Linked DNA regions of Homo sapiens: region 1 is linked to region 2. Evidence: read pairs that join two places in POLR2A ChIA-PET (ENCODE). Cell type or tissue: OCI-LY7. All regions are shown on one strand. Each heading gives the region's core, and the rest is flanking DNA. Links, peaks and the distances in the headings are about the cores only.

The links. Peaks named below come from ENCODE experiments on the same cell type or tissue, not always from the same donor. Only the 100,000 strongest peaks of a DNase experiment are listed, where the experiment ranks them.
Region 1: POLR2A ChIA-PET joins it to region 2 with 13 read pairs; 2 of 35 experiments call an interaction of 5 or more read pairs at or near these places.

Annotation. Positions count from the first base shown.
Region 1 is chr3:14,380,800-14,397,115 of GRCh38, reverse strand. It overlaps LOC105376959 (a long non-coding RNA gene), which reads left to right. Exons shown (of 8, transcript XR_007095825.1): 4 at 63-207; 5 at 736-871; 6 at 3,595-3,727; 7 at 5,854-6,001; 8 at 6,726-7,374. It also overlaps the pseudogene RNA5SP124. Among named protein-coding and RNA genes, the nearest start is that of SLC6A6, 14 kb to the left of the region's middle. RefSeq lists enhancers at 2,066-2,805, 13,637-14,162. In OCI-LY7, for the core only: no CTCF peak of the experiment used is centred there; DNase peaks (open chromatin) are centred at 7,695, 8,715 and 8,976; H3K4me3 peaks cover 1,405 bases; H3K27ac peaks cover 2,500 bases.
Region 2 is chr3:14,448,976-14,465,291 of GRCh38, reverse strand. It overlaps SLC6A6 (solute carrier family 6 member 6), which reads right to left. Exons shown (of 15, transcript NM_003043.6): 6 at 7,210-7,342. Among named protein-coding and RNA genes, the nearest start is that of SLC6A6, 55 kb to the right of the region's middle. RefSeq lists enhancers at 3,517-3,566, 3,370-3,891, 3,892-4,413, 4,414-4,935, 5,421-5,921 and 1 more. In OCI-LY7, for the core only: no CTCF peak of the experiment used is centred there; no DNase peak of the experiment used is centred there.

The DNA of each region.
Region 1 (16,316 bases), core at 7,559-10,058, 69 kb after region 2:
TGAATGGCAGTGGTATTCATACAGTCCAAAACGGAAACAGCCCTGGTTGTATCTATCAATAGAATGGAAAAACAGATGGAAGGACTGCAACTCACAGGTGAAAAGGAACCGGCTACGAGAGGCTCCAAACCAAGGGAGCAGCGGAGTTTGTCTCCAAAACACCGAGCCCAGTGAGAGAAGCCAGAGCCACAGACCAGATGCCCTGCAGTGGGTCCCTTTACATGGCCTTCAAAGTCAGGCAGAGTGAATTGAGGGCCATGGGAATAGGAGCAGTGGTTGCCTCCAGAGGTGAAGTGGGATGGGGTGAGGTGGTGTGGGGTGGTGTGGGGTGGGTGGGGTATGAGAGAACCTGCGGGATGGGAAGGGGCTCCATCCTTACCTGGGGCAGGTCACTCCAGTGTGTGCTGTCGCGTTTCACTGTAGGAAGTGTAGACCTCAGTAAAAATCCCAAGGAAAACCCCCAGACCCACTCAGGCTTCCTTCCTGCTTTGAACCACCTCATGGCCCCCACCACACTGCCACTAAGCCACACTCCTGGCAGCCTCTGAGATACCCCCTACCTGACCCTCCGCCACTCTCCTCCTCTGCCTCCCTCACTCCCAGCCTCTCTGGCCCCCTGGCTTTCCCTCCAACTCCAGGCTCCCCTCTCTCTGCCTCAGGGCCTTTGCCCCTGTCTTGCTCCCTGCCCCAGGCTCTTCCCCTCAGCCCTTCCCAGGTCTGGCTCCTTCTCCCTAGGCCTCAGCTCCAGTGTCTCATCCCCAGAGACCTTCCCAGACCACCATGTCTCAGACAGCCCCGGCTGCCTCCTGCCTGCCCTGCACCAGCCCTGAGCCATCGCCTCATTTTATTCTCATTCTAACTTGGATAATGGGTGAGTGGACCTTGATCATTTACATATTGACCTGTTTATGTCTGTTTTCACACTAGACTGCCCACTTCATGTGTCCCCAGGGCCTACAGCAGTGGCCAGCCCCATGGCAGATGTCCAACAAATTCTGCTGAATGAACGGAGCTGGAGCTGCCTACAATTTTCCCCCACGCTCCCACCCCCATTCCACAAACTGCAAAACTAACCATTTGTTTAGCTATGGAGAAAGGGGCCAGTCTTTAAGACTGTGCATTCGGCTCCACCCACAAGAGCCCCCTCCCCTCCCCATCTCCCCTGCAGAGACCTGGTTCCAAGCCCTGAGTGGATCCTTAGTGGCTGTGTAACCCAGAGGGACCTCCACCTCCCTCTGCCTCAGTCTCCCCATGGATGGCATGAGGTTAGCCAAGGTGACCTTCCAGCCCTGCTTCAACTGAAAAGTGCATATACTCACGACAGGATGTTGTTAACATACGAATTTGACTCAGCAGGTCTGGGGTGGGGTTGGAGATTCTGAATTTCTTATTTATTTATTATTTTTATTGATTATCATTATTATTATTGAGATGGAGTTTTGCTCTTGTTGCCCAGGCTGGAGTGCAGTGGTGCGATCTCGGCTCACTGCAACCTCCGCCTCCTGGGTTCAAGTGATTCTCCCGCCTCAGCCTCCCGAGTAGCTGGGATTACAGGCATGCGCCACCATGCCCGGCTAATTTTGTGTTTTTAGTAGAGATGGGGTTTCTCCATGTTGGTCAGGCTGCTCTCAAACTTGCGACCTCAGGTGATCTGGCCACCTCAGCCTCCCAAAGTGCTGGGATTACAGGGGCGAGCCACTGCGCCCGGCCTTCTATTTATTATTTATATTTATATTTATTTATTTATTTATTTTTGAGACAGGGTCTTGCTCTGTCACCCAAGCTGGAGTGAAGTGGCACAATCACAGCTCACTGCAGCCTCGACCTTCTAGGCTCAAGCCATTCTCTCACCTCAGCCTCCCAAGTAGCTGGGACTATAGCCATAAGCCACCATGCCCAGCTAATTTTTGTATTTTTTGTAGAGACGAGGGTTTCACCATGTTGCCAAAGCTGGTTTCAAACTCCTGAGCTCAAGCAGTCCACCTGCCTTGGCCTCCCAAAGTGCTGGGATTACAGGTGTGAGCCATCACATCCCACATTTTTATTTTGTTTATTTTTTTATTTTTATTTTTTGAGACAGTCTCGCCTTGTCGCTCAGGTTGGAGTACAATGGTGTGATCTCGGCTCACTGCAACCTCCGCCTCCCAGGTTCAAATGATTCTCCTGCCTCAGCCTCCTGGGTGGCTGGGATTACAGGCGCCTGCCACTACACCTAGCTAATGTTTGTATGTTTAGTAGAGATGGGGTTTCACCATGTTGGCCAGGCTGGTCTCGAACTCCTGACCTTGTGATCCACCCCCCTCGCCTCCCAAAGTGCTGGGATTATAGGTGTGAGCCACTGCGCCCAGCCAAGCCAAAAGCCTACAGCACCCGTTATTCCCAGGTGGTCTCCCATCTAAGTACTAACCAGGCCCAAACCTGCTTAGCTTCACGAGATCAGGCACGTTCCTGGTAGTATGGCCATAGACTGCTTTTTTAACTAGAGACTAGGTGTCTCTATGTTGCCCAGGTTGATCTCAAACTTCTGGGCTCAAGCAATCCTCCAGCCTTAGCCTCCTCAAATGCTGGTATTACAGGTGTGAGCTACTGCGCCAAGATTCTGAATTTCTAACAAGCTTCTGGGAGACACCCCAGGCTGTGGGTCCACAAGCCACAAAAGGAGTCCTGAGAATGCAGGCGAGAGGCTCTCAAAGTCTGGCCCCCAGACTAGCAGCTTCACCTGGGAACTTGTTAGAAAAGCAAAGCACCAGCCCAACCCAGACCTCCTGAATCAGAAACTCTGTGGTGGGACACAGTCCTATCTAACAAGCCCTCCAGGAGCTTCCGAGGCAGCTGGCGTTTCAGAACCACTGCTACAGGAGGTACCAGTTCTCAACCTTGGTGGCCCAAGGAGAAACTGAAAAAAATCTGATGCCTGGGGTCCCACGCTCAGAAATTCTCATTTAAATGGGCATGAGATGGTGGTGGCGGCTGCTGCTTCTTTTTCTTCTCCTTCTCCTTCTTCTTCTTTTCTTCTTTCTCCTTCGTTGTTTAAAATAAAGCTCTCCAGGCAACGTGAATGTCTCATCAGTGCCGGATCCTTGAGCTAGAGGGTGCTGGGCCTCCAAGCATTCCGGTGGCCCAGACATCCCCAGGCAGGCCTGATTCCTCTGCATTCTTGCCCAGGCCTCCCAGTGACTGCCTTCTTATATTTGGTTATTTCTCCCTCCCTCCCCAAACACAACAATTCAAAATATTCTCAGCTCCCAGACCATAAACAAAGCGGGAGAGGAGAGTTCCCTGACTATTTTGTTCCCACTTATGGCCTGATCCAAGGCTGACCTGATTGGGCCCTCGGGACTGGTCATCTGAGCCGGGGTGGGGTGGGCCCCGTTCTCAGGCTGCCCCAGCTCCACTCCTGGATTCCCAGGATCCCTCAGCTCTAGATGACCCCAGGTATTCCCCAAAGCCACTTCCCCAGGGAAACAGAGGTCAGCAAGTGACTTGTCCCATGACACAGCGCAATGCCCAGAAGGTCCCTCTGATCTGTGGTTTCTAGCCTTGGGGGCAGATGTGTGGGATCTGGGATTCAGAGAGATGTGTGTTCAATTCCAGGATCTGCCTCTTACCAACTGTGACCTTAGGCACAGGATCAGCCCCAAATTGAGCCTCATTTTGTCCATCTGTAAAATGAGGATGGCACTAGAGCCCCGTCTAGGGTGAATGTGAAGGTCAGAGCCTGCACAAGGTGAGTGTTCATAATTATCACTGTCATTCTGATGATTTCTGCCAGGATGACAAAACCAGCAAGAATGAGCAAGAAGAGAGGGGCAGGGGGCACAGGAGGTTGTCCATCTGAGTCTCAGGTGCTTGACCTGGGCCCAGGGGCTCATTCTGGAGTATGGGAAGGGAAGAGACAGGTCCAGGTTACCAAAGGGGATCCTAGACAGGCCCTGGGGAAGGAGAGAAGTTAATACCCTTGTTGTGCAAGTGGCACCTCGGGTGGAGGTGACATTTGCCACATGGGAACTTGAACCTGGTCTCTAGAGGCATTATCATCCCTCGTGCTTTGATGCTATTTGTAGCCTTTAAGCCTGTTATTCTACACTTGTGTATTGAAAGGCTCGGGCCCAGCACTTTCCTTATTTGATAAATGTGTTGTCCCCTGTGGGTCAGTGGTCGAGAAAACCACTGGGATGACACCAGGACACCCCTGACACTGGCAGAGTTCTACCCCGAGACAACAAATGCTGCAAATACTGTCTCAGTATTGAAAAGTTATATGTCAGGCTAATACGCTGTTAGGTACAAACCACCCTGCCCTCCCGCCTTGGTGTGCTTATTTTCATGGTGAGCTGGAGGCCAGCTTAGAATGTAAATTCCCAGGCTCCTTGGAGCTGGATCCTGCAAGCGGTGGCTGGGGAGTGCCAGCCCCCATCTGAGGCCCTGGCCTGTGGCCTGCCCCTCACCCCTCCTCTCCTGCCATTCCAAGCTCCGTCCTACCCCTTGAGCAGCTCTGGTCCATGCAGAGGGACAACCCACCTTCCATTCAAGCTCAGCCCCCAAGCACAGCCCACCTTTCCCCCCTAAGCCTGGGTACACACCAGTGTGCCTCTCCGCCCTCAGCTGAATGAATGGGGGAGAGGCCCACGGGCAGGGACTCTGGGGCCTGGGGTACCCAGGGTTCAATTTAGAAGCTAGAGGGCGCTGGCTTATGATGGTCACATCCCCTGGACCCTGTGGAATGTGTATATGACCTTGTGGGAAGGTGTGCAGCCACAGGAGGGCCCCTCTGGGAACCCATAGGCATGGGCTCCTCTGTCTGGGGCCTAAGGGTAGTCCTAGTGCCTCCCACACAGCACCAATGCAGAGCCGAATGCAGGAAAGGGCTGGTCATGGAAAGACATACAATTTGTGTTATTATTATTATTTTATTTATTTATTTATTTATTTTGAGACAGAGTTTTGCTCTTGTTGCCCAGCCTGGAGTGCAATGGTGCGATCTTGGCTCACCGCAACCTCCGCCTCCCAGGTTCAAGTGATTTTCCTGCCTCAGCCTCCCAAGTAGCTGGGGTTACAGGTGTGCACCACCATGCCCGGCTAATTTTGTATTTGTGGTAGAGACTGGGTTTCACCGTGTTGATCAGGCTGGTTTTGAACTCCTGACCTCAAGTGATCCACCCGCCTCAGCCTCCCAAAGTGCTGGGATTACAGGCGTGAGCCACCTCGCCCGGCCTCGTATTATTATTGATGGTGACATGGAAAGCCTCCAAGGCTGGCCCTACATAAGACAGAGAAAAACAGGAACTCACAATCCGGCAGGGGGAAGGCATGAATATTTACTGAGCTCCTACTGTGTGCCAGGCACTGAGCCAAGTGCTCACAGATGCTCTCTCATGGACCTCTCCTAATAGCCTGGGAGGAGGGATCCATTTCGTGGATGAGCTGGGATTTGAATCTAAGTGTATCAGACCCTAAGCTATGAGCCCTGCTCCTTCCCGTGGGCCAGAGGAGCAACAAAAGCTAAGAGGAGATGACAGAGCAGCAGAGATAGGGCAGGAAGGAGATCGCCACACAGCCAGGACGAGGGTGAAAGGGGTGTCTGGTTTTGGACATGAGCCCTATGACCTCTGTCATTTACTGTGTGACCTTACTGACAAGATGCAGGACGGCTGCCTGCAGGCACCCCGCTTTTCCTTACTGATGGACTAGGGAAGTGAGAAGGAAAAAAAATCTTCACTTGGGTTATAATAACCTTTTGTGTGAGCCAAATTTTGCCCAAGTCCAGCTGCCTTGGAGCACAGTCATAATTCTGCAGTCCACCGGCTGTCACTGCTCGTGCTTACGACACACACACTGAATCTGTTTGTTCAGCCTTCAGGGTTTAATGCCCTGCTGTGTCCATGTGCTCAGCTCATAGCCACCATGCATGACTTGGGACTTCTGAATGGGACCAAGAAATATCTAACATGCGATTTCCTGGAAAGCACATAGGAGTTTGGCCCAGATCCAGACTTGGCAGGTAACTTGCTGTGTGACTGTGGACAAATGACTGAACCTTTCTGGGCATCAATTCCCTCAAACATAGAGGGAAGGTGGGCAGGGATGGGACACCCACCCCTGAAGCCTCAATCATGAGAAGCATCCCAGAATGAGACGTATTCAGGTAATAAGGGAGTTTTTCTCTTTTTTTTTTGTTATTTAAAAAATGGATATGTAATAGTTTTATATATTTTTGGGGTCCATGTGATATTGTGATACCTGTATATGATGTGCTGTGATTAGATCAGGGTAATTGGGATCTCCATCACCTCAAACATTTATCTTTTCTGACCAGGCATGGTGACTCACACCTGTAATCCCAGCACTTTGGGAGGCTGAGGCGGGCAGATCACTTGACATCAGGAGTTTGAGACCAGCCTGGCCAACACGGTCTCTACTAAAAATACAAAAATTAGCCGGGCATGGTGGTGTGCGCCTGTAGTCCCAGCTACTCCGGAAGCTGAGGCAAGAGAATAGCTTGAATCCTGGAGGTGGAGGTTGCAGTGAGCTGAGACTGTGCCACTGCACTCCAGCCTGGGTGACACAGAAAGACTACATCTCAAAAAAAAAAAAAAAATTCTCTTTTCTTTGTGTTGGGAACATTTCAATTCTTTTCTTCTAGCTACTTTGAAATATACAATAAATGATTGTTAACTATAACTTCCTTATTATAAATTTTCCCTTTTCAATTCTCATTTATTCAGTTGCTCAATCAAGAAGAAGCTGCCAGGCACAGTGGCTTGTGCCTGTAACCCCAGAACTTTGAGAGGCTGAGCGGGGTGGATCACCCAAAGTCAGGAGTTCAAGACCAGCCTGGCCAACATGGTGAAATGCCGTCTCTACTAAAAATACAAAAATTCGCTGGGTGTGGTGGTGGGTGCTTGTAATCCTAGCTACTCAGGAGGCTGAGACAGGAGAATCCCTTGAACCCAGAGGCAGAGGTTACAGTGAGCCGAGATCGTGCCACTGCCCTCCAGCCTGGGCAACAAAGAGTGAAACTCTTGTCTAAAAAAAAAAAGAAGAAGAAGAAGGAGAAGGAGAAGGAGCGGGAGAAGGAGAAGAAGAAGAAGAAGAAGAAGCCTCAGTGAAGTGCTCCAGCATCTTCACCCCCTTGGTCACTTGCTCATCTCCTTGATGAACAAAAGCGGCCCCAGATCAGAGCCATCGAGCACCTGCAGCCAGCAAGGTTGGCTGGTTTTCATTGTGTGCATTTTTAAGGCGTCTTCTATTTATAGAAAGGATTGTGGTCTTGCATTTGTAGCAGCGATGAAAGCTTTACTTTTTGGCAAAATGTGTGCAAGTTGTTTAGAAGTGAGTCTGTTTGAAAAAAAAAATTAAATGAATAATGATTTAGGAGGTGAGTTTGTTTCCTAGGGCTGCTGTGATGAAGTGCCACAAACCTGGTGGCTTAAAACAACAGAAATGTGTTCTCGCACAATCCAGAGGCTGGAGTCCTAAGTCAAGGTGGTGGCTCCCTCTGAGGCTCCTGGTGGAATCCTTCTTTGCCTCTTCCTGGCATCTGGTGGCCTCTCTCAGTTCTTGGCGTTCCTTGGCTTGCAGCTGCGTCACTGCACTCCTGGCCTCTGTCATCACATAGCCATCTTCCTCTGTGTCCCTGTGTCCAAATTTTCCTCTTCTTATAAGGACTCTAGTCTATTGCATTAGGACCCACCCTAATGACGTCATCTTAACTTGATTACATCTGCAAGGACACTATCTCCAAATAAGGTCACATTCACAGGTAGCAGGAGTTAGGACTTCAACATCTCTTTTGGAGGAAACACAACGTGACCCATAACAGATGGGTTGCAGCAAAAGGAAAATTTATGCAGGAAGACCTGACAGCTAAAAGTCTGGGGAGAGCTGCTCAGGCCAATCTCTTGGGAGAGGGACTCCGGCCCTGTGCAGGGTGGCTGGGGGCGACTTGGACAATCCCAACGTCTCTCCCTGAGTCATGGTTCCCTAGGATTTTCAAACTGGGTTCCATAGAGTCCCTAGGAGATCTGGGGAGATCCAGATCTCCAGACACCCAACATCACCTCCACTTTGCTCCAACCACTATAGGGGCAGTGGCAAAATTGTTTGACTAAAAGGCACCCAAATAATTTTAAAGATAAAAGCACTTTAAAATCATCAGGTTAGGCCAGGCGTGGTGGCTCACGCCTGTAATCCCAGCACTTTGGGAGGCCGAGGCAGGTGGATCACCTGAGGTCAGGAGTTCGAGACCAGCTTGGCAAACATGGTGAAACACCATCTCCACTAAAAATATAAAACTTAGCCGGGTGAAGTGGTGTGTGCCTGTGGTCCCAGCTACTCAGGAAGCTGAGGCACGAGAAACACTTGAACCCGGGAGGTAGAGGTTGCAGTGAGCCAAGATCTAGCCACTCCACTCCAGCCTGGGTGACAGAGCAAGACTCTGTCTTGAAAAAAAAAAAAAAAAATTAGGTTAGAGGATCTGTGTCTCCTCCCAGCCCCACACATTCTGATTTTAATGTACCCTCCTGCTCTGGCTAGGAAGAAAGGACCAGGGCTGCTGCTTAATTTTCTCTGGGAAGAAAGTGTCTATTTGCCTGTTTACACAGATTTCCCCCTCAGGAACGGTCCCCGTCTCAGCTGCAGAGGAAGCAGGAGAACTCAGCTTGGGCAGTGTCGCCTTTTGCTCCCAGGCTTCCACCACTCTGGGGACCTTTCAGTTCCTCTGACTCGCAGCTGCCTCCCTTCTGACCACAGGGAGCTTGCTCACACTGTTCCTTCTGCTGGGAACATTCTGACACCCTTCACTTGGCAGGTTTCTGTGCATCCTTTGGTCCTGTCCTTGGGGAAGTCTTCCCTGGTACTCCCTATGTGAGCAAGACCCCACCGCATTCCTGTTTCATAATCTATAGAACCATGGTTCATCCTGGGGTCCACATCAGACTCATCTTAGGAGCTTCTTAAAGAGATGTCTCACCCCCTGAGATGGATTCATGTGGTGTGGTGTGAGGTCCAAGAGTCTGCCTTTAAGAAACTCCCCAGCTCACTCTCATACACAGCCAAGGTTGAGAGTCACTAAGAATTATAATGATCCAGGCCAAGTGCAGTGGCTCATGCCTGTAATCCCAGCTCTTTGAGAGGCCAAGGTGGGCGGATCACCTGAGGTCAGGAGTTTGAGACCAGCCTGACTAACATGGTGAAACCCTGTCTCTACTAAAAATACAAAAATTAGCCGGGCGTAGTGGCGGGCACCTGTAATCCCAGCTACTTGGGAGGCTGAGGCACAAGAATTGCTTGAACTCAGGAGGTGGAGGTTGCAGTGAGCTGAGATCACACCATTGCATTCCACCCTGGGCGACAGAGTGAGATTCCATCTCAAAAAAAAAAAAAAATTATAATGATCCAAAGAACCCTCTATCCACAATTTCCATATTCAAAAAGTTTTGAAAAACAAAACAAAACAAAAACCCAAATTTGGTGGCAAAACTTGAAATTTTGTGAAACTATTTAGAAACAATTTAGCTCATATACTGTGGTTCTTTTTCTTTTCTTTCTTTCTTTCTTCTTCTTTATTTTTTAGAGATGGGGCTCTCGCTATGTTGCCCTGGCTGGTTTTGAACTCCTTGATCACTCAAGTGATCCTCCTGCCTTGGCCTCCCAAAGGGTTGGAATTACAGGCTTGAGCTATCATGTCCAGCCCACCTACTGTGAATAGTCATAGATTTTGCTGTAGAAATATCAATGTGATTGATTATGGGAAGCGACTCCACACCCCACTGGGGTGACGTGTAACACTTATGGAACATGCTCCGAGTTGTCCTTCTGATAGCCAGGCACATTTGGACTCAGGAACTTGGAAAGGGAACTGTGGACTCTGGGCTATAGTTGATGATGGCTGACTTTCTAGACTGTGTCCATGTGCTGGGCTGGAGAGAAGTACTTTACGCGCTGTCTTCTCAAATCCTCATTACCTGGGAAGAAGGCATAATTTCCAAACACATTTCATAAGGAGGAAATCAGAGCTCAGAGAGAGAAGTAACTGGCCCAAGGTCTGACAGCTAGAAAGTAGGAAGGATGGAGTTCCACCCAGGCAGGCCCCAAAGCCCCTTCATTTCACAGCCTTGGTCCTTAAGTGGAAACATCATTTGAGGGATGGTGCCTGTGGCATCTGTGTGTGCTGCTAGTTGGGGTGAAGACCAGGTCTGCATGGCTTACCATCGGCTCCTGGGACCCAGCAGGGTGTCTGGTGTGTGCTGGGGGCCCAGAGTTCCCTTGGGCCAGGGTGGCAAAGCTGGCGCACTTGTCCCCTTTCCTCGGAGACCTGCATTTGGCCAGGTGCCCTGTGCCTTGGCCATCCTTCAAGCCCGAGGGACAGATTTAGTGCCCTTAATCCTCCTCTTCAGTCAAGCCCCTGCTTGTCACCGGCCTGCCTGGGACCCTTGGAGCAGCCCTCCTGGTGAGGCCTGTCTCTCCAGTCTCAAAGGCCTGAGCTCTACCCGTAGAAAGGAGCCGAACAAAGGTACCTCAGTCTGGGTCTGTGGAGCGGGTGCTGGACTGGGAATCCACCTGGCCGTTTTGTTCCTACTAGCTGGGTGACCACGTGGCAGATTGGGAAGTGGCCATAATACTTGACAGCCCTCCCCGTCAAGAGGCAGGATGCATCTGGGCTGACCCTGTGTCTTGCTTGGGGTAAGAGAATGTGGTGGGAACATGGGTGCCTAGAGGCCTCTCAGCTTCTGCTCTTGACACCAAGAGTAGCTGAGATTACAGGCGCCTGCCAACACACCCGGCTAATTTTTGTATTTCCCTTGCCATGGGGACCAGAGGCCATGTGGGGGGAGGCCCACCCGCTGACTACCTGCTCATAAGGAGCCCCTCCAGGCCAGCAGCAGACCCACCCAACTGAGCCAAGCCCAGACGGCCAACCTGCAGAACTGACAGCCAAATAGATCTTTATTGTTGAAACCCCTTACTTTCTGGATAGCTTGTTACACAGATTAAGCTAACAAACACCTTCCACTCCAATCCTCTCTAGGCTGGTGAGGAGTAAATAAGATGACACTTTGGACAGTGCCCGGCACAAAGGATGCCCAATAAATGCTGATATTCTCCTGCTTCTGTGTCAAAATACTTGTTATCGACCCAAAGAAAAGGAAGGAAGCCTCTCCTCATGGTGATTTTTACTACTATTACATTTCACCCGGGACTGGTTCCCTTCTCCTTGCCTTGGTTAAGGGAGAGGCTCCTGTTGGTGCTTTGGGGTTAGATGTCCCTCAGGAAAGCCTTCCTTGACCAGGGTGTTAGACCATGGGGAACTCACAAGAACACCCAGGAAAAGCATTCATTAAGAGAGACAAGAATTCCAACTTCAAAGGAGTCAGTCTCAGAAGAGGAGCTCATAAAAAAGCCTGAAGAGGAATGGCAGGAGGCTGAAGGAAACCAGAAGACGGAGTGTCATGGAAGCCAAAAGAAGAGCGTGGGAATCAGGAGGGAGGGAGGTGAACAGAGTCGAAGGAAGGTTCAGTGCAAGAGGATTAACAGGTGATGTGGATGTGCCTACCTGGAGATCAGCCCTCCCTGGCCCTAGCGAGATGGGATTCCATGGAGTGGAGGTGCTGGAAGTGGCTCAAGGAGGAAGCCACATGCACACGTGAAGGGCTGAAGCACATGCATATTATGTTTTCAAACACTGTCTTATGTATGTGTTTCTTCAGCTTCCGTCCAGGATTGCCTTCTGTGCTAGGGACTGGGGGTGGCAGAAGTAAATGGGACAGTCTGCGCATTTCTCTAAGAGATGTGAGGTCCATCAGGAAACACAAAGATGAAGGAGGAATGAATAAATGACAGATGATGAGTGAAGTCTCACTGGGGACCCCACCAAGGGACCCCAGCACAGAGAGTAGGGCAGCCCCACTGGCATGTCTGAGCTGTGTGATCTTGGGCAAACGACCTCACCGCATGGGCCTCTGCGTCCTCACCTAGATCGTGGAGCTGGGACAGTGCCCAGCACTTTAGGCTCTTTGGTAAGGAGGAGCGGTGAGATCCCACAAAGGGACAATGCTGTGGGTGTGAGCGGCTCCCCTTGGCCGGCAAAGCCTCCAGGGAGCTCTGCGCTTCACCTTTTTTTATTTTTATAAAGCATGTCTGGGCGGGTGTGGTGGCTCACGCCCTGTAATCTCAGCGCTTTGGAAGGCCTAGGCAGGTGGATCACGAGGTCAGGAGTTCAAGACCAGCCTGACCAAGGTAGTGAAACCCCGTCTCTACCAAAATACAAAAATTAGCCGGGTGTGTTGGCAGGCACCTGTAATCTCAGCTACTCAGGAGGCTGAGGCAGGAGAATTGCTTGAACCTGAGAGGCAGAGGTTGCAGTGAGCCGAGATCGCACCACTGCACTCCAGCCTGTGCGACAGAGCAAGACTCCATCTCAAAACAAACAAATAAACAAAAACCATGTCTGACCAGGTGGATGCCTAGTTTTATGTTTCTTTTTAGAAAGAAAAAGGAAGTGGAGAAAGGCTTACATGGTGGGGGGTGGGGGGAGGCAGGAGGAAGGAGAGGATGGGGGTAATGGCAGCAGCAATGTTGTCTTTGTTGGCCATCAATTCGTTTAATCCTCACAATAGCCTAATGAGACTAGTGCTATTATTAGCCCCACTTTGCCAACAAGGAAATAATCTACCTGGGAGTGGGTCAGAGGCAGGACTGGAATCCTGGCTGCCTGACTCCAGAGGAGGCACAGAGTTGGTGCCTGTCTGTGCAGACAGCGCCAAGGATCAGGAGCTCACAGCCTTGTGCAACAAAGGGTTGAGCCCTACCTTCTCGAGTTGTCTAGGGGCCTCCCATCTCTTGGTGCTTTCCTGCTTCTCTTTTTTTGAGATGGAGTCTGGCTCTGTCACCCAGGCTGGAGTGTAGTGGCACGATCTTGGCTCACTGCAACCTCTGCCTCCTGGGTTCAAGAGATTCTCCTGCCTCAGCCTCCCGAGTAGCTGGGATTAGAGGCATGCATCACCACACCCAGCTAATTATTTTGTATTTTTAATAGAACCAAGGTTTCATCATGTTGGCTAGGCTGGTCTCGAACTCCTGACCTCAGGTGATCCTCCCGCCTCAGCCTCCCACAATGCTGGGATTATAGGCATGAGTCACCACGCCTGGCCGCTTCCTGTTCCTTCTTAGGGCTTCAAGGCACCAGGTGGTCAGTCCCAACTCAGTCTCTCCCCCAGGCCCCTGCCACCTTTGGAGACTGTCCTAATAGGCGCCCAAGACCCTAGCCCTGACTTGGGTCCTACCTCCCTGCCAGCAAAACTGGCCTGTCCTGTGTTCCAGGCTCAGGGCCACAGCTGGGCCAGGGCTCCCTGCTGTGGTCATTTCTAGCAAGGGGGCAGGAAGGGAATGGTCATGAGAGTGTGGCTCCTGGGAGTCCCACTAGGCCATGTCCTGGGTGCTTGGGCCTTCTCTGTGAAATGACATCCTGGCCAGGACCCCAACTCACAGGGCTCAGCACCTGTTCCTTAGGGCTCTCCCCTTCCTCCAGCCCTTTTGGGCACGATCACTGCAAAGGCTGAGGGGTGGGCTCTCAGGCCCGGGGCTAGGGGCTAGGAACAGCTTGATGCTTTGAGCGGGCACCAGCCAGCCTCCCAGTGGCTCCCTGGAATCTTGTGGGAAAAGCACCTGTGTGTGAGCATAGAATGTGCCATGGAAGATGCCAGCCATGGCCCGGGAGAGTTAGAGGCACTGTGATCCTGTTCAACTCAGTCATTGCCTTGGGTCAGGGGTGGAGCTGACTTCAGAGCTGGGCCAGGCTGACCCCTCTGTCAGGAAAGCTACAGCTTCGTGGGCATGGGGGCCTTGCCCAAGACCACACACAGGTGAGTGGAGGGGAGGGGAGGAGGGGTTCATCAGCGTGGTCCTTTCCAGGCATAGCAGTAGCGCTGATATTGCCACCCCAGAGCTTGGAGCCAGGGAGAAGGCTGTTCCCTCTTTCTGCAGTGCTGTTCCCACAGGCCCCCTGCGCAACCTCCGCCTCATGCTGGCAGCTCACAGGACTGTCTCCCAACCTCCCCGGTCCGTCTTCCCTCACCTCCTCTCTACCTCCCAGGGTCTTTCCTGAAGATCTCCATGGCTGTTTCTTCAGGCTCTGTGGGGACTTTCTGCATCCCCTCTCCAGGGCAAAGTTCACACTGAAGCTGTGCTTGCCGTGTGTTGATGCGTGTCACCCTCCGGACAGCTCCATAAGTGCAGGCTCTACCCTCCCTCCGTAAAATGTGGTCTCCACGCCCCCTGCCACGGGGCCATGTGGACCTCCCATGGTCCACCTGGATCAGTGTGGGGAAAGAGCCTGGAGCAGACCTCGTGCCCGGCCAGGGCCCAGCATATGTGGACACTGTCACTGTGACTGCTAAGGTCCCAGTTGCACAGACAGGGAATGGGCTCCAGGGGCAGAGGACAAAGCTCATCAGGACAGAGCTGGTGGGGTGCAGCAGGGGTGTTCTGGCTCCCAAGTCCACCAGGACCACGCTGTTAACCTTTCCACGATTTGGCTTTCACCCATTTACTGCATTCAGTGGATGTTGGCCCAGTGGCGTGGGAATCTGAGACTGAGATATTGCACGTTTGATTTAGGGTAGGCAGAACTTTCCATCTGTGCTATGAAGTGCTGATGTGGGTTGCCAGGGACAGAAGGGACTTCCTTCCTGGGTGGCTTTCTCCCAAAAGAAATGGCCCCACAAGCCTCAGCCTCCAGAGCTGTCTCTGAGTCTCCCCTCTGTGTCCACAGCCCTGCACCAGCCTCCTCCATGGTCTCCTGGTCTCCTGGTCTCCATCTCACTCCTCTGGTACTCTCAGCTTCTCTAAGATGCTTCTGCCCTTATCCCTATAATCTTCAGCAGCTCCTCTTTGCCTGTGAAACAGAGAACAGTACTCCAGCACTCCGGTGGCCTTCAGATCTGGCCCCACCCTCCTTTCCAGCTCTCCTCCTCCTTCTTCTTGCCCACATGTGCCTGGTGCTCTGCCCTCCTTGTCCTTGCTCCCTCTGTGCCCCACCTGACACTTTCTCCACCTCCACTGAAATCCGCTCCACGCTCCAAGCACCGAGCACTACCCCTCTCCGTGAAGCCTTGCTGTATCTCCCCGCCCAGCGGAACCTCTCACACACCAGGTTCTGCCCATCCTGCCCTCGCAGACTTTCCACTTACAGAGATTTGAGGCTTGGACCAGCCAGGAGTGGGAAGTCATTCCACCACTCTGATTTTCTATTGCCCCATCTGGAGAATAGGGTTTGAGGCCACCAGCTGTTCCCCACACCTGCTGGAAGGCCCAGATGCAAAAGAGCCTCACCATCTCCAAGTTTCAGAAATGCACTATGTCCACCCCTGGCCTTGTCTTCCAGTGGCCGCCCCCTTTCCTCTTGGCCAAGAGAACTCTTATTTAGGGGGAGGGGTAATAGGCACCACCACAGGGGACCTATCTGTATTGGTTCAGCAGTACCAGCCATCCCATTCTCTGTGGCCAACAACAGGCCTGTGGTGGGCATGGGACTAGGTTCTGGCCAATGAGACATAAGAGAAAGTCTGCGTGGGGCCTTTTGGGAAAGATTTCCCATCTGGAGAAAAGAGGGATTCCTCTTTGTGCAGGGGGAGCATCCATTTCCCCACTTCTCCCAGCTCCAGGGTTGACCAGTGAGAAAGTTATGTGCGTGCGTGCCTGCATGCGTGACTGTGTGTATATGTGTGTGCCTGTGTGTGCATGTGTGCCTGTGTGTGTGTAGGGAGGTTTTGGGGGCAGGGAGAACGAGGGAGAGATTGAAGGGGCTGAGATCAGAGGAGGCAGGGGCTGGATGACATAGCCTCACAGGCCATAGCCAGGACCTTAAATTTTATTCATTGTACCCTCAACCCTTTTTAATAAAAATGTCCTAAAATATAGAAAAATTTAAAGACTATAGAATAAGCACTCATATATACCCAACCTAGGTTCCACCACTGTTCATATTTTGGTGCATTGCCCTTTTTTTGCCTAGCCATTGGAAGGTAACTTGCAAACTTCGTGCCTCCTACTTCTACATATTGTTCATGTGTCTTTTAAAGGCAAGGTTGTTCCTCCATCTAAGCAAAATACCATTATTACCAGAGAAAATCAAATTCAAATACCTCCCTAATAGTCAACCCATATTCAAATCCCAAAATGTTTCAGATACCTGGGTTAGCTGGTGGACTTCCTTCCTCCCTCCCTCCCTCCCTCATTTCCTTCCTTCCTTCCTCCCCTGCTCCCTCCCTCCCTTCCTTCCTTTCCTCCTCTCTCTCTTCCTTCCTCCATCCCTCCCT
Region 2 (16,316 bases), core at 6,990-9,489:
ATGTGGCCATCTCCTCCCAAAGACCTTCTCTCCTCTTGTCCTGCAAGCGCTGTTTGTGGCTTCAGTTCTCATGGATGGATTTTCCCATCTTATTCAACACAAGGAGTTTCCAGACAGAGATTATGCCTGGGAGGAGTTCGAAGGTGCCTGGCTGAATGGACAGTTCGATCCTAGTGTTTCAGGCAGGGCACTGGCTGAGTAGGAACGTCCCAGGCACAAGCCCACTTCATCCTCACCATGCCCCCCAGGACGGTGGTTTACAGTGGAGAAACTGAGGCTTGGTGGGCTTTAAGGACGTGCCCAGGGCATCAACGGAATCCAGGATTTGAACCCAGAGCCTGTGGAGGGCTAACCTCTGTGCAGAAAGGCATGAAGTGTTTTACTTCGACATGCAGAAAGTTCATGGTGGCCACCTTGAAACATTGAGACTGGTTGGCAGAGCCCTGGGCCGCATCTGGGGATCAGGGGACCTTGGAGGAACCACTGCACAGTCAATGCACCCATTTTACAGGAGAGGAAACTGAGATGAAGAGAACAGGACAAATGTGCCCATGGAGTTGGGGGTGCAGTGCCAGGGCACTGCTGGGGCCCAAGTATGTAACAGACACTGACCAATAGTGACAGAGCCCCAAACCTCACCTAGCTGGCACCACGACCCTCGACAGAGCAAATTCTTGTGGCCATGATCCCTTTGAGTAGAAACAATGAGAAAGGGGCTTTGGAAAAGGGCAAAAAGGAAGCTTTCAGGGCCTGCTTAGCTCAGCTGCCCTCAGCCCAACAACCCCTAGGCAGCGTTTATTGAGCACTTACTGTGTGCCTAGCACTGTTCCAAATGCTGTGACGTCTATTTTCACTGGCCCGTGCCCTAACCCTCTGAGGTAAGTTGTATTACTATCTCCATTTTGCAACAATAAAACTGAGGCCCAGAGAGAGTCCATCACTTGCCCAGGGTCACGTGGGCTTAAGCAACAGAATGGGGACCTGCCCCACAGCCCACACATAGCAGACCAGCAAAAAGCCTCCCACAACTGGCAGTTTACTGATTCTCCCCAAGACCAGAGGGCAGCCAGTAGGGAGGCCCTCAGGTCTGAAGCCAAGCTTAGAGGCTGGCTTGCCATGAGACCTCCAGGAAGCCGCTGTCCGCTCTAGACTGTTTCCCCACCAGGAAGTAAAGGGCTGGGACCGTAGGAGCTCTGAGGTTGCCTCCCACTCTGCCACTCTAGGTCGAGGGGTAGAGAGGCTGTGGGTCAGCTGGGGAGCCACCTCTACCAGGGGTTGCACGCTGCCTCTGCCACCCCTTGCTGGTGACCTGGGCCTCAGCTTCCCCATCTGTCCACTGAGGATAAGGGAACGCTGACCTTGCTCGATGGCCCCTGGCCTGCGGTGAGCATTCAAGAAGCCTCTTTGGCCGGCACTGTCAGGATGGCTCTCCGACACTGACAGGCTGGGCCCTACTGCTGCCTCTGCCCCCGGGCGTCCTTTGTTCCTCCAGGCCTCAGTTTCTCCAGCCACCGTCATCTCTTCTCCTTGAGGCCAGGAGCCTACATGATTTCCCGAGGATGGGAAGGCAGACGTGGAGGGCGGGGGCACATCAGGAAGCCACAGAAGGGGGGAAAGAAGTGAAAAAAGAAAACCAACCTGCCTCTCCCTTCCTGAGGACAGGCGGACAGGCGGCCAGGCGCCCCGACCAGTTCCCACCTCTGGGGCCCTTTGTGGGCCACACCCGGGCTGGCGAACAATAGCTGCTGACAGCAGCCCCGCAGGGGTCTCCAGAGGGCGGCCACTTCAAAGCCAGCCAGGCCTCCACTGGGCCAAGCAACCCAGTGGTCTGTGACCAGAGGGCTTTGTGTCAGGGACAGGGGTGTGGAGGTGGCTTTCTTTGTTTTCACGTAGTTAGTTTATTTAACAAGCACTTATGCAGTGCGGATTTTGTGCGGGGCACTCAGCTAAGGGCTTCGTGAGTTTTAACTCATTTAATCCTCAGACAACTGAGAAGAGCCAGGCATCAGCCTCACCTGCATTTTCTAGATGAGGAGACTGCCCAGAGAGGTGGGGGCACCTGCCTGCAATCACAGTTACTGGTGGTGGATGCGGGATGGATCCAGGCCAGCTGGTGTCAGGTCCCCACACCTTTGGGATGTGTGTCATTGTTCCTCCCCAAATCCTGGTCACGCCACCTCAGCCGTGTGAAGGGAAAATAAAATCTCAGGACCCCAAACTCACTATGCAGAAGGAAAAAGTTAAGCTTGGGAAGTGAGTCACACACACGCACAAAACCGGCCTGCTTTCTGTTCTTCAGCAGAGAGTTGTGAGATACAGGCCACGTATCTCCCCAGGCGGCCTCCCTCACCCTGACAATGTAAACTCACAGCTCATCTTCACAGGTGCCGGACAAAGAGACAAGAAATGAGCCATCCACCCACACATCTAGGCATGTGTCTCCTTCCTCCACCGTGTGTACACACCCTACCCTATGGAAAATGTGTGTGTTCTCTACCCTATGGAAAATGCAGATTTGCTGAGAGACATCGTGCATAATTACCTGAATTACCTGTTCCTCTGTCCCTTCCTGCTGTTTCCCCTTACATTTTTTTTTTAAGACACGGTCTCTGTCGCCCATGCTAGAGTGCAATGGCGCAATCAAAGCTCACTGCAGTCTCAACTTCCCGGGCCTAAGAGATCCTCCTACCTCAGCCTCCTGAGTAGCTGGGACTACAGGTACGCGCCACGATGCCCAGCTAATTTTTGTATTTTTTAGTAGAAACAGGGTTTTGCCATGTTGACCAGGTTGGTCTCGGACTCCTGAACTTAAGCAATCTGCCCTCCTCGGCTCCCCCAAGTGCTGGGATTACAGGTGTGAGCTACTGTGCTGGGCCTCCCCTTTAGTGTACTGAGGTTCTCAAAACTCTCTTTGGAAAAAGTGCAGGCCACAGATCCTACTGTGGCTCAGTCTCTTTCCTGAGCACATCTTCAACCTTGGCAAAATAAACCTCTAAGCTCATCGAGCCCCCTGTCTCAGATGGGTTTTGGTTTACAGTAGCAGGTTTGAAAGCCACCCTTGCTTTGCAGAATCTGCTGCTCCGAGGACAAGCCCCTGAGAGCCATGCTTTCAACTTTTCTGTGGCTCCCCCGGGATCCCCAAGGGACAGGCTGGTGCTAGCTGCTGCCAGGGGCCTCTGGTGGTGGCCCAGCAGGCCTTGCTGTGGGACGTGGTATTTTTCCACTCTTGCTGGTGAACCTCCGTGGCTCCTCTGAGCCCTAGACCCAAAAGCCCTGTGGCCCAACTGTCCAGGAAACTCACAAGGACAACTTTTCTCCATCCCCTCTGGGCAGTAGAAAAGAGGGTGGCTGAGCAGCAGGGGGAGCCGGGCATCCTTTGGGAGGTAAGTGTCTGGGCAGCAGCAGCAGCAGGGGGAGCCAGGCATCCTTTGGGAGGTAAGGGCCTGGGCAGCAGGGCTCGCCATTGATCCCAGAGATCCTAGGCAGGCCCTAAGGATCCTCAGCGCCCTGGCTGTTGGTGAGGGGCTTCACTAACTCATTTCACATAAGGGGAAGGTGAGGCTGAGAAAGTGAAAGGGCCTTGTTCAAAGTCATGCAGTCTGGGGGATCCAGAGCTAAAAGGACCTGGCTCTGACTACCCCCTGCTTTGTTTTTAACCAGGCAAAAAGAGCTGCTCCGGAGGCCAACAGCGAAGAGCCCCAGCCTCAGTGAATGTCCATGCTCACTCCGGGGCCTCCTCCCCTGTGCGTCTGCAGGGCTTGCACTTCCTGTGTGAGTGTCTGGATCTCTGCCCCCTTCCCAGACCCCACTCTGTGACAGCAGGGACATGCCTGCCACACGCCCTACTTACTGCATCCTCAGGCTGGCACGGGGGTGGGCACAAGAGGCGGAAGAGTGTGGGGCACCCAGGTCGGGAGTGGGGCCGCCTGGGTCCAAATCCCAGCACAGCCACTGACAAGCTGTGGGATGCTGGGCAAGGTAATGAGCCTCCTTGAACCTGAATTTCCCCATCTGTAAAATGGGACTAATAACTGCACATACTCCAAACCATGAGGAGGATTCAATGAGCTACCTAGCAGCACTGAGAATGCTGCCCGGCACTCACAGGCTACTGCGCTTTCGCCACCGTTATCACTATTTGTTGAATGGATTAATGGCAGCCTAGTTTCAACTTCCTGGAATAGTGAAAATTACAAAAAAGGAAACTGCAACCTAGAGAGGCAAAGTGACTTGAACTCAGATCCTGAGCCTCTCAGGCTGGGGCTCTCCCTCCATTACCCTCCAACTCCTCCTTGCTGGACTAGACACGAGAGCAGGGCCTTGGCAGGATGAGGTCCATCTGCTGCCTGTGGGCCCAGCCCCCACGTCAGCCACAAACCTGGTCTGTGGCCAGGGCTGGAAGCCATGGCCAGCGAGCAGGCAGCCTCTCAGCCATGGGGCTTGAGGAAGTTCACAGAGCCTGACTGTGTTTGTCTTGGCTTCTCTGGCCTGGCCCAGGCTCTGCTATTGTTCTGGGAATCACGCCCACCCCTGGGAGGCCTACAGCCACCCCACGAAGGAGGTTGTTGCTAAGGGTGAGAAGGGAGGACCCGTGGAAGATCACGTCTTTGCTCGGCCACAGCTGCAGCCTGGCACCCTCTCTCTGGCTTTGACACTATTCTCCTGTATTCTGCATTATGTCTCAAAAGTTGCTCACTGTCCCTGGCGGACATCAGCCTCCTCCATCAGACTGGGTGCTCCCCAAGGGTCTGGGTCAAACACACCTCAGGGCCTTTGCACAGGCTGTCACTTCTACCTGGAGATTTTCCCCTCCACATACTCACCTGGCTCAGCCCTTCACTTCCTTCACATCTTTGCCTAGAGTCACCTTCTTGGTAGGTCTTGCCTGGCCACCCTATTCAAAATTGCTCCCAACACTCCCCATTCTCCTTCTCTGCTTGACTTTTTCCCATAGCTCGCATCCCCATTTGACTCCTATATATTTTTCCCATTCGTTTTGTTACAACCTGACTCTTCCTGCCAGGCCATCAGCTCCTGGAGCACAGGAATTTTTGTCTGTTTTGTGAACCACTGCATGTCCCCCAGCCCTGTTTCTACAAAGCACCTGGCACACGGTAGAGGCTCAAAAAATACTAGTGCGTAAGTAAGTGATGATGTCTCTAGCACTGCTCAGGACCAGTGCTCCACAGAAACTTTCTCACTTCTGTGTGGGGAAACTGAGGCAGAGTGAAGAAGGGCATGGTGGCATGTGCCTGTGGTCTCAGCTACTCAGGAGGCTGAGGTGGGAGGATGGTTTGAGGATGGCTTGAGCCCAGAAAGTGAGCTGAGATCAAGCCACTGCATTTCAGCCTGGGCAACAGAGCCAGACCCCACCTCAAATTACAAAAAAAAAAAAAAAAAAAAAAAAAGAAGAGAATTAGCATTTACAGAACCGTCTGTGCCAAGCATTGTGCCAGGTGTTTAACACACCTCATTTTAACCCTACTATCACCTATTTTATAGAGGAGGAAACTGAGGCTCAGAGAGGAGGAAGTGACCTTGGACAAGTCACTTGACCTCCCTAAGCCTGAGTTTTCTCATTGTTTAAAGAAAGGAATAAAATGGTGTGCTTGTGAGACAGAGAACCGGGGTAGCACAGTGAAGGTGCTCTCCAAGGAGGTGCAGGAGTTACCCATGTCCCCTGCTCCCGCCTGTTCCGGGCAGGACCGTGCTCACTGGTGGGCACGGGCAGGTGTCCAAGGCCTGGACTGCTTCCCTTCCACCCTTGGCTTCAGGATGGCAGGGTGGTTCTGCCCCAAGAAACAAGCAGAGGGCACTGTGTGTGTTGGAGGGGGGTGCACAGGATCACCCCCATTCTACCTCTTGCAACCCTGGAGTCCCAGGTCTTGCAGGGTAAGTGACTGGAATAATTACTTGGATCTCTACAAATCTATGATTTTGCCTCTTTGGGGGCTCTTTATCCAGGGAGACACATTCCTCAACCCTCAATTCCACTGTGTGGCTGGGGCAGCTAAGGTCACTGCCCACAGCTCCATCTGGAATGCTACCTTAAGACGCTCCTTTGACTTTTGGGGGTTTTTTGATCTTAAAGAGACGTTCCCTCTTTTGGGATGTGAGTCACTGGGGAAAGCGTTGACAGGGCACTATCTAAAGGCAGATGAGCAAACGCCTTTGTTCTTTATAGCTTAGGGCCCTGGGTTCAGGCTCACACCTGTGATCACAACATACCCCCGCACCAGCCTTTGGCATCAGCAAAGCCATGACAACAGCCAGTGTCTAGGTTTTCAGGGAACAGTTCAGCTCTAATTAGTAACAGGTAACATTTCAGTTATGGGTTAACATTTCCACTATTGCTAATGTATCAGTTATACCTAAAACCTTAAAATTACAAGCTAACATTTTACATTTGTTAATCACTAACATCCTAGTCACTATGTGACATATTAATCAGCAGCAAACACTCCAGTTATGAATAATACTTTGGTTAACAGCTAACACCCTGGCCATGAGTGGATGATTTAATTATCAGCTAACGCTTTCCTGAACAACTAACATTGGAGGTGCCGGCTGAAATGTTAGTTATAACTCAGTTAATCTGATTTAGCAGCTAAAATCTAAGCCAGTGCCTCTCAACCCATAAAGTGCTCTTGGATTATCTGGGGATAATGTTACAACGCAGCCTTGGAGTTTGTAGGTTTGGGGCAGGCCCACGAAGCTCCCTGCAATGCTGATGGGAATGCTTGTGGCCCCCTCTGCAAAGCGAGGGTCCATGCTGTGGCTAATGGCTCTTACCACGGTTGCTGGCTAACCTCCTGTTACCAGCTAACCTATTTATTAGAAGCCCAACATTAGTTATCTGCTACCATCTGCACTGACTGCCAATACCTTGAGATGAGAAAGCTGTGGTGGATGGGGCTAGCTCGTGTAGGCTCCTGAGAGCCTGGCTCTTCAATATTCAGGAATTCTGTGAGCTGGTCATTAAACTGTGGACAGCTTGAAAGCAAACATGGTGGGAGCACTGACACCATGAAATGGACAAACGCTACAACAAACCTGAGTTTTACTTTTTTCCAGAGGGCGGGCTTACCAGCACGCCACCACTGGCCACCTCCCTCTTGGGGCGTGGCTAATTGCAGGCGGGAAGTGGGGGAGAGGGCCAGCCTGGCACAGCTCTCCAGGAGGCAGGGGACGGACAGAAGTCCAACTTACCTTCCCAGTGGACCTGACGCCCTTCCAGATGCAGAAGAAACACACTAGCCAGACTAAAAGAAGGCAGAGAGCGAGGTCCCATTTCAGAGAGCCTGGGTGGTCGATTCCAGGGGACAAGCTCAGCACGTTGCGCCTTGAAGCAAACACAGAGCCAGGAGTCAGTGAGGGGCCTGGCCCTGGAGTAGAGAGAGCCAAGGCTCGGACATTAACAGGCTGGGGGTCAAATCCCACCTGAGGCGCTGCATTTACATAAGTCACCTCACCTTTCCAAACCCAGGAATCCCCATTTGTCTTGAGACAGAGTTGTTGGAAAGAAAAGAAAAGGATAGACTCAGACTCCAGATTCAGGCAAACCCAGGTTCAACTTAGTCTGGCCTCAGGCAAGTTAAGGAACCCCTGAGCCTCAGTTTCCTCATCTGTGAAATGGGCACTGATTTTCTGTTGGGACTTCAGCAGAACCTTCTTCAGTGCCAACCGTGGGCCAAACACTAGGTTCAATTCTCAGCTCTACTGTTTGTTCCGTCACTGACAGAACGAAGTTAGCCAACTTTCCCAGACCTCTGGCTCCTCGTCTATAAAGTGTTGCCCTCCCCCAATATTGTCCCTTATTATTTTATTCATCCCTGTGTAACCTGGATCTCTCACTAAAATGTAAGTCACACAAGGTCCTAAATTCAGGGTCTGGGATGCAGCTAGCACTTGATAAACCTTTGCAGATGTTAACTGTGGTGTTCAGATGCCCAGGGAAGTTTCAGGCACACAGCCGGCACCTAAGCAATGCTGGTTTCCTCCCCTGCCCTGCCAGGGTTTTGAGGGTCTCAGAGAGAGGCAGGTAAACGGTTTTAAGGATAATTGGCACGGGACAGTCACCAACCCTGCCCAGGATGACACGGCAGAGCGTGGGTCTTTGGAGTCCAGACTTAAGCCTCCCACCAATCCGAGCTGATTCCTGCTGCCCTGCTAAACAAGCACACAAGTACCTACTCCCAGACATTCTTATGGATGACAGCATCTGAAAGCAGGCCAGGGCGATGCAGGGTACTGACAGCCCAGGCCATGAAACTTGATGCCCAGAAGTGGCACCCATGGTCCCAGAGCTCTGACTGCTGCAACAGTGATCGAGGACAGCCACGCTGAGAACAGAGACATCGGCCCTGCCCACTGGGCCTCCCAGGTTACCTGTCCACCACAGGCTGCTGGCCACAAGAGACAGGGTCTGCATGCTCCAGGGTGTTTGCGAACCCCTGGAAGAAGCTGAGTTTCCTTCTAATGGGAGTCAGCTCCCTGTCTGAAGGTCACACTCCCATGCAGGAGGGGCAGGGAGTGAAGTGTGACTCTGTGCCTCAGTTTCCCCTTTTGTAAAATGAGAATAACAGCTCCTGCCCAGGATGCTCTTGGGGAAGCATTCTGGAACATCCCAAGCTTTCAGCCAGTCCGTGGGATTACCCCCACAGTCAGGGCTCTGGTTCTCGGAACACACACCAGGCTAGACCCTTTATCATTTTTATTTTATTTTTTTTAGAGAAGCTTCAACATAAGGACTTTGAATAAATCCAAGATTCCCTTCTCAACTGGTATTCAAGCAAGGCCTTTCTTTAGTTTACTGCTGTGTTCCCAGCACCTAGAACAGCATCTGGCCCATTGGAGGACCTCAATAAAGACCTGTTGAGTGAATGAGTGAATGAATGGACTCAACTGGGAGGACAGCAAGTTCACATGTCACTGTAGGACCGATCCGTGAAATACTCCCACTAACAGCCATAAGACAGGACAGCTTTTCTTTGCCCTCTTCTTGCTGGTCACAGCGACATCAGTGGGCTCCCCCTGGCACCAGGGATGTCAACATGATAATGCTGATGGACGAAATAAAAGCTACCAGCAACCACCTGCTTTCCAAGGCCTTTTCAGTTTATCTCATCTGATCCCAGGAGTAGAGGCCATTCACCCCATTTTACAGATAGGGAAAATGAAGGCTTGGTGGGTCCACTTGCCCATGGTCACAGAGCCAGCAGGTGACACAGAGCTGCCACCCCAAGCCCACACCTGTCTGACTCCAAAACCAGTGCTCTCTCTACTCCACTACACTGTTGGTCTGGTTTTAAGAGAAAACAGAGCCTAAATTTTAACAATCTCTTCAGTCCTCTGCTATATGCTGATTTAACAATCTCTTCAGTCCTCTGCTATATGCTGGGATCACCTGGCACCTTGGGGCAGGGGGCATCCCTATAGGGCAGGCTGGCGGCCAACCACATCCCAGCTGGGGCCCTGCCAAGCATGTGGATCTGGCGCCTGCCACGGCTTTAAAACAAAAAGCCTTTCCTCATTCTGCAGGGCTCAGCACCTTCAGTGAAAGCCAGGGCAGGCTGGGCAGTGGCCCAAGACTTCCTTGTGAATGGGCAGCACCAGGAGAGGAGGAAGAGCACCTTTCCACCATCTCCCAGGCCCACCAGGTGCACTATCCTCCGTCTCAAAGGAAGCCTCCCTGAGGTTCTGGAAGACTCACTGTAGAGCCCCTGTCTGTCTTCCGCTGTCCTGTCCCACGCTGGGGAAATGTCTGTGTTGCCCACCAGACCCTGGACATCCCAAGGACAAGGGCTTTATATGCTGATAAGATGCCCAGTCACAAGACAGCCTTTCCTTTGATTCTTCAGGGCAAGCTGGCTGAGAAGCTTAATACTCCAGAGCCCTGATTCTGACCATACCCAGCCTGCAGCCAGCTCATCTAACAGCATCTGCCCTTCTCCTACCACCATGCTGGTCAAACCAGTGGTGCCCAATACTGATGGGAGGCTGCCACACTGACTTGTTCGGGGCAGCTGACCAGCTATGGAGTCTACAACAAAGAAAATGAGTCCTCCGCCTCCTTCTCCATTGCTGGTGGTAGTCCCTTTGTAGGACCTCATGGTGCCATCCAGGGACGTTTGCTTTGATCAGGCAATTCCATTCCTAGGATTACCTCCTATAGTTACATCTGCATGGGTGGCCAGAGACATAGTACCCCCCTCAAGCAGTGCTGTCTGTAGAGTGAAAGATTGGAAATGACTCAAATGTCCATCAAGAGGAGCTTGTAAACTGTGGAGCAGGCACACACTGGAATACAATGCAGCGGTGTAAAACAGGAAAGTTCTGTGTCCTACTAAGGAGCTCGGTCCTGGAGACAAAATGCAGGAAAGAAGCAAGGTGAAGAACAGTGCATGAGACATGCTCCCTACCGTGTAAAGAGGGAGGGAGACAGAGACACATTTGTACTTGAATACACACACACTATTTTTGGCAGGACACACAAGAAGCTGGTGGCAGTTGCTGCCTGTGTGGGGGAGGGGGATGCACTTTGCAAAGTATTTTTGCACTATTTCAATGTTTTTAATGTGCACATATCACCTTTATAAAAGTTATTTTAAATTCTTGAAAAGCTTTATAACGGGCCACGTGAACATACTAGGGCTGAAACCAATGTATCTCATCAATCAGGATTTGTCACAACACAGCCTGACACAGGCTCAGGGCCAGAGCAACCGACATTCTTTCCAAAGACATCTCGGGCAGCCATGCAGGCTGAATCTCAGGCAGGCCCCTCCACAGTCCCTTCCGTGTCTGACTTCCAGGGTCTTCCCAGCCAGAAAGCAGCCGATCAGGATCCCAGCCAATCCCTACCCAGCAGTGAGGGCGTGCTCAGTAAACTGTAGAGTGTCGTGCCGAGGGAACGCCATGGCGCCCTGCCACTCACCTGTGCCTCCTAAGTACCCCAGGAGGAAGCTGCACAGGCTCCCCACAGTGTTAACACAGCTCTCCCAGCACAGTCTCTGCCCCTGTCCAGGCCCCTGACGCCCCCAGGATGATTTCCAGCAGCCTCTTCGTTGGTCTTCCTCCCTCTACTCCTGCCCCAACAAGTCAGAGGGAATCTATCAATACCTATGTCAGGCCACATCCCTCCTCTGCTCCACGTCCTCCCAGGGCTCCCGCTCCCCGGCCAACACGGCCCTTCTGACCCTGCCATTCAGACTCACTTTTAAGAGCGAGGGGGTGCCAATTAGTAAACACACAGGTGAACGGGTGTAAAGGGGAAGTGTTCTGGGCAGGCTGCGGGTGCGGGCGCCCAAGCCCTACCCTCATCCCCCAGACTGCAGCATCACTTCCTCCTCCTTCAGCCACCCTAGCTGCTATCTGGGCCATTCCCTGAACAGGTCGAACGCGATCCTGCCTTAAGGCCTTGGACCTAACTGCTTCCCTCAGCCACTTGTTCCAAAACTCCCTCGCTCCTTTCCTTCAGGTCTCTGCTCAAAGGCCACATCCCCAGGGCAGCTGTTCCTGGCCACCCTCTGTAAAAAACATCCCTGGTCACTGTCCTTCCCCTGCCCTGAGCCTATTTCTCATCACTTATTGCTTTTATATTATAATTGTACATGTGCTATCTATTTAATGTCTGCCTGTCCCACTAAAATGTCAGTCCCAAGAAGGCAGGGTCTATGTCTGTCTTGATCACTGAACAGTGCCTGGTACCTAATAGGTGCTCAGCTGACATTAATTGAGTAAATTAATTATACCCATTTGGTTGATGGGGAAACTGAGGCTGAGACAAGTTCAGGAATGCACCTGAAATCACTCAGATAGAAATCAGCCATGGACCTGGTTCCTTTTTACTGATGCCACCCTGGGGCCAGCCACCTCATGTGCCGGGCATGGTGCTGGCCTTGGCAAGGGCCCCATCATCCCCAGCTTCCTCGTCTGTCTCATACAGAGGGAGGAGACTCCGAGGTAAGCTGCATTCTTGTCCAAGAATAGTAATGATTCACTCCAGGGTGGGATCCAAAAAAGAACTGCCTGGACGTCTGTTTTGAGTCGGCCGCCCTGCTGCCGTCCAGCCGGCACTCAGAGATGTAAATACGTCCTCCTAGCGGGCCAAATCGTTTCCTTTTGACTGCACGCCAGCCATTTATTGGCCATGGCTCTCCCCTGGAGACTAGCAGAGGCAACAATTATAAAAGGGCCCGTCCGCCCAGAGCACGGGGCCGTGCAGCCTTTCTCCACCGCCTCCTCTTTCCGACAGCTGCAGGGGAAGATTGGCTGAGCAGGCCTTGTTTGCAAATATGACTCATTTCTTTGATTCTAATAAAGTCTAATGATACGTGCCGAGCTCCCAGGGGGTCTGGAGGAGCCTAGGAGGAAGGCACGGCTCCAGCCTGATGGAGGGCCTCTGGCCAGGTCTGGCCCCGCCTGTCCTCCAGGGCGACCTTGGGACAGAGGTGACCCCAGACAGCAAGGAGAAGCAGGGGACAAAAGCTCTGCTTCCCCATCCCAGAGCAACTCGGCGCTCAATTATAAAGCCAGCATGAAATGACTGTCTCTGGGGCCCCAGCGGCTTCTCATGAGGATCTGGGAAAGTGCAGCTCACTGGCTTCTGCTGAGAATGGTGACTTAGCACTGCACACAGGGTGGGTGTAGGGGGTCCAGGCCGAGAGAAGACCCCAAGAGTAACCTGGGAGCGGGGAGACACACATGTGGCACAATGTGACCTGTGACCATGGACTTGGGCTCCCAAGCCTGGCCCGGGCTCTGGGCTGGTGGCTGGTGGGGACACAGACAAAAGGTTAGCTGGAGGCAGGATGCAGTGCTGAATGCCAGGGCTGGAAGCTTTGCTCCTTCTAGCTGTGCACGTGACCTCGGGCAGGGCACTGCACGTCTTGCATCGTCAGTGTCCCGTGGCCCCCTGCAAAGCACATCCCTGGTCTTAGCTCCAAAACACTCAAGCCAGGCTGTGAGTCATTGGGACCACGCTACTTCTGTTTACAGAGGAGAGAAGAGGGCGTGGAGAGGTGAGGTCACTGCCTCAAGGTCGTGCAGCTGGGATGTGTGGGAGCCAGAGTTGAGCTTTGTCTCCCCCCACAAGGAAAGGGGAATGTCACCCATTGCTGCTCTGCTGCCTCCTCTGTGAAAACAGAGGGAGGAAGGGCTGGCAGGGAGGGTCAACAGGGACCTTTCCTGCCCAGAAGAAGCTGGGAGATGGCTCCGCTCCCCTGGTGCCTCGTACCCCTGACTTCCAGAGACTACTGAGCACCTGCCAGCAGCACCTGCCAGCAACTCCTGCTGAAGGAAAGGACGGGCCAGGGACCTATGCATCTGGGGCATATAAGAGAAGTGAAAGGAAGCAACAGCTGGGGCTGGGCTTCAGCTTGAGGGTCACCAAGACCAACCTTCGAGGGTATCCTCACTGCTCTGCCGCCCAACTGGCTCCCAGACAGCAACGCGCAAAAAATCCTGACAAGATTCACTCGAGAGAAACCCCAGGGTCAGACGCTGCAGGGTTGGTGGCTATCTTCAGGGGGATTCAGATAAGTTTCACCCAAAGGGAACCCAGACCTGCTGAAGGCTGAGGTCTCCGAGGCCCCGTATACAGTCAGTGCTCAGCATACATCCAGCCTCTCTTTCCCACCAGTGTGTTCCTTAAGGAATGTCCAAAAATCACATTCAATTCAGTCACACCACCTCCCTTCTCATATACCTTCTATGGTTCCTCCTCCAAGAGAACAAAGTTCAAATGTACCCGCCTAACATTCAAGGCTTTGACCCTTCTCCCTGGCCCTACCTGGCCCTCACCCGTGCATCCTATGCTCTAGCCAAACCATCCCAAATACTCATGTGCTTTCAGAATGCTGACTCTGCATGGGCTGTTCCTCCTACCTAGACTGTCTTGTCACTCTCCTTTTCTGCCTAGTGAACTTCTACTCATCCTTCAAAGCCCAGCTCATATGCTCCTCCATCTGCAGATGGGGAAGTGAGCCAGAGAGAGGTAGTGATTTGCTGCTCCACGCAGGTGGATGAAGACATGGAACTAATGAGGAGATTCAGCACCCAGTGAGCACTTGCTGTGTTGAAATAGTCTCAATCCTTTCTGCCAGGGTGAGATCATAGCATGGGAAAAGCCATGAGAGGGTTCTGAGCTGGGAATTAACAGGTTGGATTCAGAATTGGTTACGGAGGTGCAAGGATAAGGCACGGAGAGATCCAAGAGGCCAGTGCTGGTGTCCAGGAGAGTGATGGGGGTCCCATGGGGGTGACAGTGCATGGGGACAGTGCTCAGATTGTAGGTATACTCTGAAGGGGGAGCCAAGAAGATGTGTGAATTGGATGTGGGATTTGAGGTAGAAAGAAGAGTTTTGGATGATGCCTAGCTATTTCCTCTACTTAGAGACTGAAAGAAATGACAGGGGCAAGTTCCTAGTACTATGCTCACAGGAGTCAACTATTCCCTACTGGTTCTCTTGCCTTTCCACCATTGCATGCCAAGAAAAGAGAAGGCTCTTGAAGGCAGGAGGCCGGGTCTTTCTTGCCCACGGCACCTGGCTCAGGGCTGGAACTGAGCTGTCCCCTGGTGTAGCTCTCTGGCCTCGGCCTGTGCTGTGAAGGCAGGTCACAGGAGGCAGTGCTGGTCTTGCCTAAGCCTGCTTTCCAGGCTCCTGCTCCATGGCCCTCAATCTTCCCCAGGGTTCTAGAAAGAGGGCAGCTTATTTGTGAATGTTCAGGTGGTCTCACAAAGCTCTGCTGGAATCTGGGGCTAGGGGTGCAGGGGTAGGAGAGGTGTGAGAGCTGGAGTGGGAGGTGAGTACCAAGCTGGCAGCCAGGGTTCTTTGGACAGAGCAAATCCATCTGGATCATGCAGAAGCTTGGGAAGATGCCTGCAGAACCAGACACTTTCCAAAGATAAATACTGTCTCAGTGTCTTCCAGGCCAGAAAATGGAGCTGGGGTGCTCAGAATGGAGATTCTGGAAGGCAAGGGTCCCAGAATACCCCCGAGGGCCCGGTCCCTCTGGAAGGTGTGAGTGAGGACTGGCCAACCTGAGGACCTCACATTGCTCCCAAGTGTTCCCTCTCTAAGACCCCTGGGTCCTAGACAACAGCGAGACAAGCAGAGCCCAGAAGAGGATGACCCCTTTACAATAGGGGGTGATTCTTTAAGTTCATAACACACAAAGAAACTGCCCTGAGGGGTAGTTTTATGCACTATGAGGGCACTCGATAAATAATAATGGATTCTGGCCAGGCACAGTGGCTCACGCCTGTAATCCCAGCACTTTGGGAGGCTGAGGCAGGCAGATCATGAGGTCAGGAGATTGAGACCATCCTGGCCAACATGGTGAAACCCCATCTCTACCAAAAATACAAAAATTAGCTGGACATAGTGGTGTGTTCCTGTAATCCCAGCTACTTGGGAGGCTGAGGCAGGAGAATTGCTTGAACCAGGGAGTCGGAGGTTGCAGTGAGCCGAGATCACGCCACTGCACTCCAGCCTGGCAACAGAGTGAGACTCTGTCTCAAAAACAAAATAACAGTAATAATAATAATAATAATGGATTCTCAGGGCTGGCCACCCAGGATCTCATGCAGTCAGGGCCATCCTACAACCTTGGGATGTCAGCACTGCCATCTCCCCAGGTGCAGGTGAGGATACCACGGCCCAGAGAGCGGGATACTTCCGCCTAAGCTAGAAGTGGCAAAGTGAGGGTTCAAACCCAGGCAGGCCAGTCAATGTCTGAGGCAAGGAGGTCCCAGCAAACGCCTTCAGTAACTGGCTGAGTGCCAGTGTCCAGGAGTGGGGAAGGCCCGGTTTTCAGGCCACTCCAAAAACAGCAGAGAAAGGACAAGGCTGTGCCTTGGACCCCATTCAAGTGAGAAAAAGGAAGTGCCAGCCTTTCTTTGTCTGTGAACTCAGCTCCCCAGGGAGCGGGGAACCGAGGGGCAATGATTGTGCTTCCAATGTCCCTTTTGTTTGTAAGTGGAAAATATACACACTAGAGGAACCCCCAGTGACAGTGGGCCTAAGGACCTGCCCTGAGCATACACTGAAGGCCTGGAGCAGCGACAGTGACACGGACCGACCAAGTAAGGGCTCCACACCAGTGAGGGCAACCGACCCCTTCTTTGCCAACGATGTCCCAGCCCTGACCCCAAAGCATGGCTGGGGCCAGTCGGTAGGCCGCTCCCTCTTCTCTGGCCCATTCCTGGGCCAGCTCCTAAGAGGTGGGTAAACACCTTGAAAATGGCAAAACCACACACAAAAGACAGGGACTGTCATCTCGTGATGATTCAGAACCAGAACCACCCTCTTCCT